2 separate regions of the Homo sapiens genome follow, and region 1 is linked to region 2. Evidence: chromatin loops called from intact Hi-C (ENCODE). Cell type or tissue: OCI-LY7. All regions are shown on one strand. Each heading gives the region's core, and the rest is flanking DNA. Links, peaks and the distances in the headings are about the cores only.

The links. Hi-C counts contacts between places; a loop is a spot of excess contacts. Peaks named below come from ENCODE experiments on the same cell type or tissue, not always from the same donor. Only the 100,000 strongest peaks of a DNase experiment are listed, where the experiment ranks them.
Region 1: it touches region 2 in a loop (6-fold over the local background); 2 of 110 quality-filtered maps call a loop at or near these places.

Annotation. Positions count from the first base shown.
Region 1 is chr7:101,868,578-101,873,949 of GRCh38, forward strand. The region is part of intron 1 of CUX1 (cut like homeobox 1); the gene reads left to right. Among named protein-coding and RNA genes, the nearest start is that of CUX1, 54 kb to the left of the region's middle. In OCI-LY7, for the core only: CTCF peaks have their summits at 1,468, 2,374 (motif pointing right) and 2,573; DNase peaks (open chromatin) are centred at 409, 1,504, 2,394 and 2,994; H3K4me3 peaks cover 4,374 bases; H3K27ac peaks cover 5,000 bases.
Region 2 is chr7:101,986,026-101,991,397 of GRCh38, forward strand. All of the region lies in intron 2 of CUX1 (cut like homeobox 1), which reads left to right. Among named protein-coding and RNA genes, the nearest start is that of CUX1, 170 kb to the left of the region's middle. RefSeq lists enhancers at 919-2,118, 2,908-3,717, 3,613-3,662, 5,202-5,261 and a silencer at 2,064-2,358. In OCI-LY7, for the core only: CTCF peaks have their summits at 3,308, 3,511 and 4,936; DNase peaks (open chromatin) are centred at 2,236, 3,246, 3,996, 5,006 and 1 weaker place; H3K4me3 peaks cover 3,191 bases; H3K27ac peaks cover 5,000 bases.

The DNA of each region.
Region 1 (5,372 bases), core at 144-5,143, 120 kb before region 2:
TGCCCTGTGTCCACTGCAAACCTGATCCTGTTTTTTGGAGCCCTTCACTTGGCAATGAGACCTTCATGGGTGGGGTTACTGAAGCAGGAGTTGGTTTAAGTTAAATACCATCAGCCGCAAAGCTCAGAATGGATGATGAAGTGCTTTAGGGGTTGACAGGGCAGAGCTGGCTGTAGGGAGTGATGGAGAGAGGCTCCCAGGAGGGGAACCCTCTGACGTGGGAGTTAAAGGACTGGGGCCATTTGTCGTGGGGGGATGGGAGCAGTGGCTTGGGAAGGGACAGAACGGGAGCAAGAGGGCCTTGCGCACTGATGCTTTTGAGGACTGAATCTGAACGGGAGAGTGGGGAGAGGGCTGGAAACCTGGGCGAGAACAGGAGAGGAGAGGCCCCTGGATGCCAGCAGAGCTGTAGGCATGATCTGGGCCATGCCCTGGGAGACGCTTCCGCAGGAGATGGTGCGGCTGGGGTGGAGACTTCCTGGCTTCCGAGGGCGGGCGAGGGGGCAAAGGGCCTGGGGCATGGACTTGGGCAGGTAGCAAAGGCCAGAAGGAGTGGGAGTCATTCCACCTGGGATGTGGGAATGGCTGGTGGGGGCAGGTAGGGGGAGACCAGGATGAGCCCCATGTGCGCGTGACCTGTGGCAGAGGGGCTGTGTCAGAGCCCCGGCTGGCGAGAGGAGCATCACTGTGTCCAGAGGACGCGGTGCCTTTCAGACCCCTTGAGTAAGAGACAGAGTGGGTCTGTCCTGTCTAGGCTGAGTTTTCATTGCCCAGCACAGTGCCTGGCACACAGTAGGTGCTTAATAAACACGTGGACTGAACACAAGAGGTTGAGGGGAAAGGTCGGAATTGGCCACAGGTCTCCTAATGCCTGGCATGTGCGTCAACGCATCTCTGAGGATGGAATTTAAAGGCAAGAGCTGGAGGCCCAGGGCTGAGGCTGTGGGGTGAGCACAGCATTTGCGGGGCGCGGGAAGGGAGTGGCTGGTGGGGCGGGGGAGGGAAACCAGCACGTTAGAAGGTCAGCCAAGGTCAGGCGGCCAGCAGGGCGGGAGGAGGCGTTGGTGTGCACACGCGGGGAGCCTCCGTGTCCTCAGGACACCATGGAAGACGGCAGGACACACGTGCGAGCCACAGCAGGTGGGCGGGAGCTCACAGGCTGCAGAGGAAGCGCAGGGGAGGCGCAGGGGAGGCCAGGCTCTGGCATTTCCCAGGAATGTAAACCCCGGTTTCAGCTTTCCCCGTGGCTCCCCTCCGCCAAATCTTAAATCCTCTTGTTAAGACGCGCTCCGCCCCTGTGTCCTTATTTCCCACCGTGGTGGGCAGCTTGTCTGCCATCCCCTTCCAGGTGCCCCGCAGAACCACCACCCTTGGGAAGGCGGCTCCTCGTGCCCCCCCTCTTGTGCCTTCCCTCCCCAGTGCCTTTTCTGACCCCCTCCTGAGACCGCCTCCCTGTGGGCCATTTGAGCACCTGTAGCTTTCCATCCGGTGTCTTCACCCCTTTGCTCTTTGTAGCTGTCTCACCCCGCTGCAGCTTGTGAGGCCATGCAGGCCCTGATGTTTAGTGTTTTTTTTGTTTTTTTTTTTTTTTTTAAAGACAGCATCTCCCTTTGTCACCCAGACCGTTGTACAGTGGCACCATCCTAGCTCACTGCAGCCTCAACCTTCTGGGCATAAGCAATCCTCCCACCTCAGACTCCTGAGTATCTAGGACTACAGGCTCTTGCACCCACCACACCGGGCTAATTTTTGTATTTTGTTGTTGTTGTTGTTTTGTGGAGACAGTGTTTCACCATGTTGCTCAGTCTGGTTTCGAACTCCTGGCCTCAAGCAATTCACCCGCCTTGGCCTCTTAAGTACCGGGATTACAGGCATGAGACATTCCCTAATGTTTAGTTTTAAAGAGGGGGTGGTGCTATTTATCTCCAGGCTCAAAGCAGGGCATTCTTTCCTTAGGATCTGCGATACTCCAGTCAAGGCTGTTTCTTTTCTGCCTTTTGTAAAACTCTTGTCTAGAAATTAATGGATGAGGGAAGCTAGGGACTCTTCTCAGATTATTTCTTGTGAAAACCTCAAGAGTCTGAATTTACAGGGAAATCTTACAATTAGCTCGATGTGGATTACAGAGCGGCAAACAACCTTAAGTGGTAGAGCTGGTTCTGCAAGATTTTTCCAACCCTTTGTGGTCTAGTTTTCATTTTTCCCCTTTTAAAGTTGTTTTCAGCTAAAGCTGTGAGGACAGTATAGAGTTTTGCCTTGTAAAATTGGTAGTGAGTAATTTTAGAATAGATGCTTATGAAGTCTGTAAATAAATAGTAAGGCGCCTCGCCTAGTTCCACGCACATGTCAGTTTCGTAACTATCTCCCCAAGCTGAGCTCACCTGCCAGTGCCTTGGATGGACCTAGCCACCAGGGGCTGCAGATGAGTAGGAGAGCGGGTGTTGCCCAGAGCAGGGCGGACACCCCTGTTCCCTGTCATGTTTTCTTCTCAAAACCTGCTGCAGGCCATTGGAGAGCATTCCTGTTGCTCTCTGCACCCCTCTTTCTGAAGCATTTTACTGTGTGATCCTAGCATCCGTGGTTCAGGAGATCCTGCTACATTTTCCTGACTGCCTTGCTCTGCCCGGGAATACCTGGCTTATCAGCAGAATACAGGCCTCTGCTTAACTGAATTTGGTCCTGTAGTGAGGACTAAGAAGTGATGTACTCAGTTACATGATAATTCTAAAAAATAAAAAAAAGCCTTTTTTTTTTTTTGTTAACACCCATCATAGTGGCAGAATCTTAAGTCTGCATGTAGAGGGGGTTGGCAGGGCAGTAGAAGCAGGGGGCCCTGTGTCCTGTTGGTAGAAGAGTGAGCAGAATGGCCACTGGAGAGCCACTTGGTGGAGGTGCCTGCAGCACAGCGAGCAGCCTCCTTCCCAGATGAAGCATGCATCTTAGAGGCGACCTTGGGCACGTGCACAGTGAGACAGGTACAGGAGTGTCTGTTGTCATATATTCCATGGGAGTGCAAGAGCCGGAAGGATGCAGATGTGCATGGGTGGTGCTGGCCCCCATCAGGTGGCATCTAGTAGAAGTAAGTAAGGGTGGTGGTGGCATGTGTGGTCACCTTGCCAGCGTCGCCTCGCACAGGAAAGGGCTGTTGAAAATTTGTGGGCCGGGTGCCGTGGCTCTCGCCTGTAATCCCAGTTCTTTGGGAGGCCAAGGCGGGTGGATCACCTGAGGTCAGGAGTTCAAGACCACCCTGGCCAAGTTGGTGAAACCCCGTCTCTACTAAAAATTAAAAAATTGACTGGGCATGGCAGTGTGTGCCTGTAATCCCAGCTACTTGGGAGGCTGAGGCAGGAGAATCGCTTGAACCCCGGAAGTGGAGGTTGCAGTGAGCCAAGATTGCACCACTGCACTCCAGCCTTGGCGACAGAGCGAGACTCCATCCCCCCAAAAAAAAAAAAAGAAAAGAAAGTTGTGTGCAGCGTGATTCTGTGAGTTCAAGATGCAAAGCAATGACTTTACATTATTAAAGATCTAGCAGACATAGAAGGATATTTTATTTATTTGTTTATTTATTTTTGAGACAGAGTCTCTCTCTGTTGCCCAGTTTGGAGTGCAGTGGCATGATCTTGGCTCACTGCAACCTCTGCCTCTTGGGTTCAAGTGATTCTCATGCTGCAGTCTCCCGAGTAGCTGGGATTACAGGCGCCCATCACCACGCCCGGCTAATTTTTGTATTTTTAGTAGAGACGGGGTTTCACCATGTTGGCCAGGTTGGTCTTGAATTCCTGACCTCAAATGATCCACCCACCTTGGCCTCCCAAAGTGTTGGGATTACAGGCATGAGCCACCGCGCCCGGCCCATAGAAGGATTTTTTTGGGGGGAAAGAATCTGTAAAGTGATTATTTTGGAGGTGGAGAGGAGAAAATGAGACTAAAGAAGATAGAGTGGGGGCTTCTATGATTTTTTTTTTTTTTTTAAATAGATATGACAAAATGATAAAATTTGGTAAAGCTATGTGTTAGGTACATAGGAATTTATACTTTTCTGTATGCGTGAAATATTACGAAAAAATAAAGCCACATACACTATCTGTTTTTGTGTGTGTATGTGTCAATAGGATTTAGGCCTTTTTTGCACTTCTAGGTTAAAGTTTTCAAGATGAGGGTATTTTTTCCCCCTCTCTGTTAGAGAATACTAAAGTTATGTTGGTTTTATTTTTTATTTTATTTATTTACTTAGTTTTTACAATGTACCATTTTAATCATTTGGGTATCCTTTTTAAAATCTCTGAGCTTTTTTATTTTTTATTTTTTTTGAGACGGAGTCTCGCTCTGTCACCCGGGCTGGAGTGCAGTGGCCCGATCTCAGCTCGCTGCAACCTCCGCCTCCCAGGTTCAAGTGATTCTCCTGCCTCAGCCTCCCGAGTAGCTGGGATTACAGGCATGCACTGTCATGGCCAGTTAATTTTTGTATTTTTAGTAGAGACGGGGTTTCACCATGTTGGCCAGGATGGTCTTGATCTCCTGACCTTGTGATCCTCCCATCTAGGTCTCCCAAAGTGCTAGGATTACAGGCGTGAGCCACCGCGCCTGGCCTCAGCTTCTTTTTTTTTTTTTTTTTTTTAATTTTTATTTTAAGTTCCATAGTACATGTGCAGGATGTACAGGTTTGTTACATAGGTAAACGTGTGTACCATGGTGGTTTGCTGCACCTAGGTATTAAGCCCAGCATGCATTAGCTATTTTTCCTAATGCTATCCCTCCCCCCACCCCATATGTTTTATTTTATTTTTTATAGAGACAGGGCCTCACTATGTTGCCCAGGCTGATCTCAAATTCCTGGCCTAAAGCGATCCTCCCACCTCAGCCTCCCAAAATGTTGGGATTACCAAGTGTGAGCCACCATGCCTGGTATTATGTTGGCTTTAATTATATTTGTGGAAGAACTTCTATGTTCTCTTTCCTTATTTTAAATATTGGGAGATAGATGAAACATTTTAGGTTTCTCTACATTTGAAGAAGAGGTATATTTTCTTAGGTTCTTCTTTTTGTGAGACAGAGTGCAGTGGCACGATCTTGGCTCACTGCAACCTCCACTTCCCGAGTTCAAGCGATTCTCCTGCCTCAGCCTCCGGAGTAGCTGGGATTACAGGCGTGCACTACCACACTCGGCTAATTTTTTGTATTTTTAGTAGAGACAGGGTTTTGCCATATTGGTCAGGTTGGTCTCGAACTCCTGGCCTCAGGTGATCCGCCTGCCTCAGCCTCCCAAAGTGCTGGGAATACAGGCATGAGCTACCGCGTCCTGCCAGGTTCTCCTTTTGATAGAATAATATAGGTACTTGCCTCTGTTTCTATTCAGTATCAGTGAATTA
Region 2 (5,372 bases), core at 315-5,314:
ACTGCGGGGACCTGGGCTGCCCCAGATCTGTCTGTCAGAAGCCTGGAGTTGTTAAGCTGGTGAAATTTAACACCACTGTAAAGAGCCCCTCACAGACAATTCAGGAACGCTTACAGATAGAAACCGGTCCTGGTTTTAAGGTGTAATTTTGCACAAGTGTTAACAACAAGAGATGGAATTGGTAACGAGGCACTGGGGTCGGATCTTCATATTTTTGTCACATTTCATCGGTGAGATCAGTAGGTCTGTCTCCCCTAAGAGGAGTGTGGAATTTAGTGTTTTTCCTTTTTTGGGCTGTGACCCAAGAGCTTGTTTTCAAGATATGTATTTATTTAGAATACAAGGCTCTTTTCCATAAGGAAAGAAAATGTTACAGAAATGAGCTCTCAGTTAATTGAATAAGAAACCTGTTCGTCTCATGACTCACTTAAGAGAGAGCTGGCAGCCCTTCCTGAATGCCTATTACAGGCGGCACTGTGTCCTTTTACTTAATCTTCCCAAGGAGGATGAGGGTTGCAGGCTCCCCAGGCCCATCGCTGTGTTGGTGAGTGACAGAGCCTCTGTAAAGGAATGGGGATGAGCTCTGAGCCCTTTTCCCGTGGGCTCTGCTGCCTGGAGGCATGCCCTCCCTCGGCTTGTCTTCCAGCTCTCGCACAGAACCAAGTGTTAACTGGTGGTGGTTTGGAGACGAGAGGAAATGGACCGTAAGGACCATTGAGTTGGCATAAGGAGACCAGGGCCCAACTCCGGACCCTACCAGAGCAGAGTCTTTCTCCTCTGTAATGTGAGACTGTAGAGCTCTAGAATGTTCCTTCTCCAACTCAGAGCTGATGCTGTCAGGGCCCTGCTGCAGGGTCCTTCAGTGGCTCCCTGTGGCCTGAAGGACAAGCCAGCTCCTGCCCTGGAAGCCGTGGGGATGTGGTCCTAGCCTGTGCTCCTGCCTCGCTCACCTCCCTGGAACACCAGGGCCACCTCTCTGGGCTCCTCCTGTGCCCCAGTCTGCTCCTGCCACCCCTGTCCCACCGTGCTTCCTCCCTCCCTGTGCCTCAGCTCAGGCCTTGCCACCTGGAGCTCTGACCTCGTCCGTCTTGGAATGAGGCACCTGCATGGGTAGCCCATGGGTAGAGTTGCAGTCATCTGTTTGCTTTCGATTCACTCCCGCATCCCGACACAGTGCCCAGCACATCATCGATGAATGAGTGTGGGGCAAATGCTTGCACAGAAGTCCGTGCGTGAGCCACGACGGTAAACAGAGGCGCTCCTCTTGTCCTAATGTGGAACTCCCCAAGCTACGGGAAAGGGGTGCATATGGACCGCTGCTCACTCACGGCTCAGATACTTCCACGGTAATGGGTTGGCGACAGTGACTCAGCTTCTCATAGGTTCAAGCGGAAGAAATGGTGAGTCCTGGAGCACTGCTTGCTTTGAAGTCTGTTTCAGACTAGGGTCATGTTTCAAAGTTTTTGAATTTCTTTTTTATTCAAAAGACATTTGATGAGTTGACTATTGGGGGAACCTTGACCCCGGTGACTCCGTGGGACAGGGGATACCCCCGGGGTCCCTTATAAGCCTGCTGACTCACCGCCTGTTCTCCATCTTCTGTCTTCCACATTAGAAGCAAGGGCGGGGACATTGCCTTTCCCGGCCGCTGCGGTGTCCTGGCGCAGGGCACGTGCCTGAGGGCCCTTGGTCATCCGAGGGAGGACTGCACCAGGGACATCAGAGTGCTGATCTTACAGGAAACGGCAAATGAATGGAATTGGTCTGACTCCATATTACTCCTTACTTAGATGTAAAACAAATACACATGATTTTTCATCCTAGAAGAAAGTCTAAACGAACTCTTGACAAAAACAGCCAAGTTCAGAGAAAGCTGACTCTGTTGGTGTAAGAAGCGTTTTTTCAGGCTGGGCTGCTGGCTCATGCCTGTAATCTCAGCACTTTGGGAGGCCGAGGCAGGTGGATCACTTGAGGTCAGGAGTTCGAGACCAGCCTGGCCAACATGGGGAAACCTCGTCTCTACTAAAAATAGAAAAATTAGCTGGGCGTGGTGGCGCATGCCTGTAATCCCAGCTACTTGGGAGACTGAGGCAGGAGAATCACTTGAACCCGGGAGGCAGAGGTTGCAGTGAGCTGAGATCACGCACTGCACTCCAGCCTGGGCAACAGAGCGAGAATCTGTTTCAAAAAAAAAAAGAAGAAGAAGCTGTTCTCCGTGAGTCAGCCCCGGTGTCTGATAAGTGTCTGCAGCTGACAGCTCAGAGCTGGTGTCAACCCACTTTGGAGGCTGGGGTGGGAGGCAAGAAACCCAGACAGAACCCCTCCTGGCTGCAAAACCTCCAGGCTTAACTGTGGCGCCCACTCCATGGTGGGTCTTAACTCTCCTGAAAACACTTCATGGGCTGTGGGCCTCTCGGGTGCTTCTGCGCCAGCTCTTCCTCTTCACCTCCTGCCACAGATCTGTGTCCCCAGGCTCTCCTGTGTGTCTCCCTGCTCCTCCTTTCCCTCCAGGTCCGATTCCACAGCCCTGGGCTGCCTTTCCACCTCTGCCTTCTCTGGGGTATGTCCTCGCCTCTCCTGTCACCATTGTCCTCAGGGATCTTCCAGCTTTCCAGGCATTTGGAAAGAGGCCTCCATACCTTGATGTGGCCTCCCAGGTTCCTTGCGACAGAGTCCTGCGTCGGGATACCAGGGGCTGGGCGCGGTGGTTCATACCTGTTATCTCAGCACTTTGGGAGGCCAAGACAGGAGGATTGCTTGAGGCCAGGAGTTTGAGCCAGCCTCGGCAGCATAATGAGATTCCATCTCTACAAAAAAATAAAATTTAGCCAAGTGTGGTGGCATGCACCTGTGGTCCCAGCTACTCGGAAGGCCAAGGCAGGAGGATTGCTTCAGTCCTGGAGGTTGAGGCTGCAGTAAGCTATAATCGTGCCATTCCAGCCTGGGAAACAGGGTGAGATCCTGTCTCAAAAAAAAAATAATAATAATAATAATAATATTTGTAGGGGAAGGACACTCAGATTTCCTACTGGAAGCAAGGCTTCCTCATTCCATCAGATTCTGCTCCTCCTCCAAGGCTCGGCTCAGGGGCCTGCCCCTCCATGAACCTTCCCAGCCCTCAGCCCCCTTCCTTCCTATTCCCCCAGCACCGACGTCACCTCATCCTGCCCGACTCTGTAGCATGCAGGCCTCCGTCCTCCACCCAGCTGCAGAACCGGAGACCTCAGGTGGTATCTGGTTCCACGTGTCCCCAATGGCACCTCGCCTGGAACGATGTCTGCGCCGACCAGTGATAACAATCGAAATAGCAGGCGTGGCTGACCGTGTGCCGAGGCTCGGCGTGCCGCACTGGCCAGCCGTGATTTCATCTCAGCCTCTAGCATCCTGCTGGGGTAGGTTAATAATCCCTGGATTTCTCAGATGGGAAATGTTAGGAAAGTCTGTAAGCCCCCATGGAAGGTCCCGGAGCCCAAATTCAAACCCGAGTGGAGCGTTCTGTTGCTTCACTGTGCTCTGGTGTGAATTTTAATGTAAGGCCCTGGCATTTAAGAGCTCGAAGACACCATGGAGGTGGAGAGCTCAGCCCTGTCATTGGATGGAAGCTGAGACTGGTGAGATTCTCACCGGGGCTTTTGCAGGGAGTTTGGGGGAATTTTGAAGGTGGTACAGGTGTTCTGACCCCAACACCATCTCCTCCAGCTGGGCCACACACTTATTTCCTGCTCCTACCCCCGTCCTTCCCACCCCTTGGATTCTGGGTGTACAGAAGAGTGGGCACATGCTAAGGTCAGCCCTGGGTTAGCCTCATGGACAAGGTGGGCCTGGAGCAGGAACCCGCCTGATAGAAGACACTCAAAGTCTGTCCGTACACGCTCGGTGTGGGCATCGCTTGCACGCAGGTGCAGCTTTTGCTGTGGGAAACCACTTTAAATGAATTGATAGCCTCACCACAGTGGAGCCATGGCCCGACTGTGGAGAGACTCCATTGTAGAGAAATATTTGAGTGAAAGGTTTCATGTCAGAATAGCATCTGCATGCAAATAAGAGGCATGGGCGGGTGCAGTGGCTCACACCTGTAATTCCAGCTACTTGAGAGGCAGAGGCAAGATGATCTCTTGAACCCGGGATTTTGAGACCAGCCTGGACAACATGGTAAGACCCCATCTCTTAAGGAAAAAAAAAAGGTTTAAATTAGCTGGGCGTGGTAGTCCCCGTAGATGAAGTTATTTGGGAAGCTGAGGCAAAAGGATTGCTTGAGCCCTGGAGTTCAAGGCAGTAGTGAGCTATGATTGTGCCACTGCATTCCAGACTGGGCAACAGAGCCAGACCCCATCTCTTTTGTTTGTTTGTTTGTTTGTTTGTTTGTTTTGTTTTTTTGAGATGGAATCTCACCCAGGCTGGAGTGCAGTGGTGAGATCTTGGTTCACTGCAACCTCCGCCTCCTGGGTTCAAGCGATTCTCCTGCCTCAGCCTCCCAAGTAGCTGGGATTACAAGTGCCCACCACCATGTCTGGCTAATTTCTGTATTTTTAGTAGAGATGGGGTTTCACCATGTTGGCCAGGCTGATCGTGAACTCCTGACTTCAAGTGACGCTCCCACCTCGGCCTCCCAAAGTGCTGGGATTACAGGTGTGAGTCACCGCGCCTGGCCCAGACCCCATCTCTTTAAAACAAAAAAGTACATGGGATAAATGGGGAAAACACTCTTGAGACAAGACCAAAACATACAGTGGCTGCTAAATGTCAGTGCCATGAGCCCAGGGTTCTCCTACATCCCCTTCCGTGGTCAGGGAGGACTGCTGGGCTCTGTGTCTTCTGTGATTCTCCCCTGGCTCTGAGCCCTTTGCACCTGCAACTCACAGCGCCGCTCAGGTCCCTGGGGGTAAAGTGCCATAGGATAAAAGCCACAGGAGGGTTTTGAAATGCTCTTTTCCTCTCAGATATGTATTTCCGCATCTTTACGGAGTCTCATCAACGCTTTTTAAACCTCCCCTGGGATTTGAACCAGCGCCCATAGATACAGGTGGCTTGTCAGGTCAGCTAGGTGCTGCTACTGAGGCAGCATCTGTCCCTAGCCCCGCACCCACAGGTTCAGAAGGGGAACGCTTCCCCCGGGTGGCTTATGAGATCCAGTACTTCTAGTTTCACTTCTTTAAAAATACCGTAAAAAAGAAAAAGGCTGTCAAAACACAAGCAGTGTTTGAAACGAAGCTTTGTAGGTCCCCCTACACCACCACCGTCGTGGGCAGCATAGCGGATGAGTTCTGGGACACCAGCTAAAATGTGGGCAAGAGAAGCCAGGGCGCGTAGCAGATGTGTGTGTGTATCTTTATGGGATTCAAGTCATGTCTCTGTTTTGTTGACCAACTTCC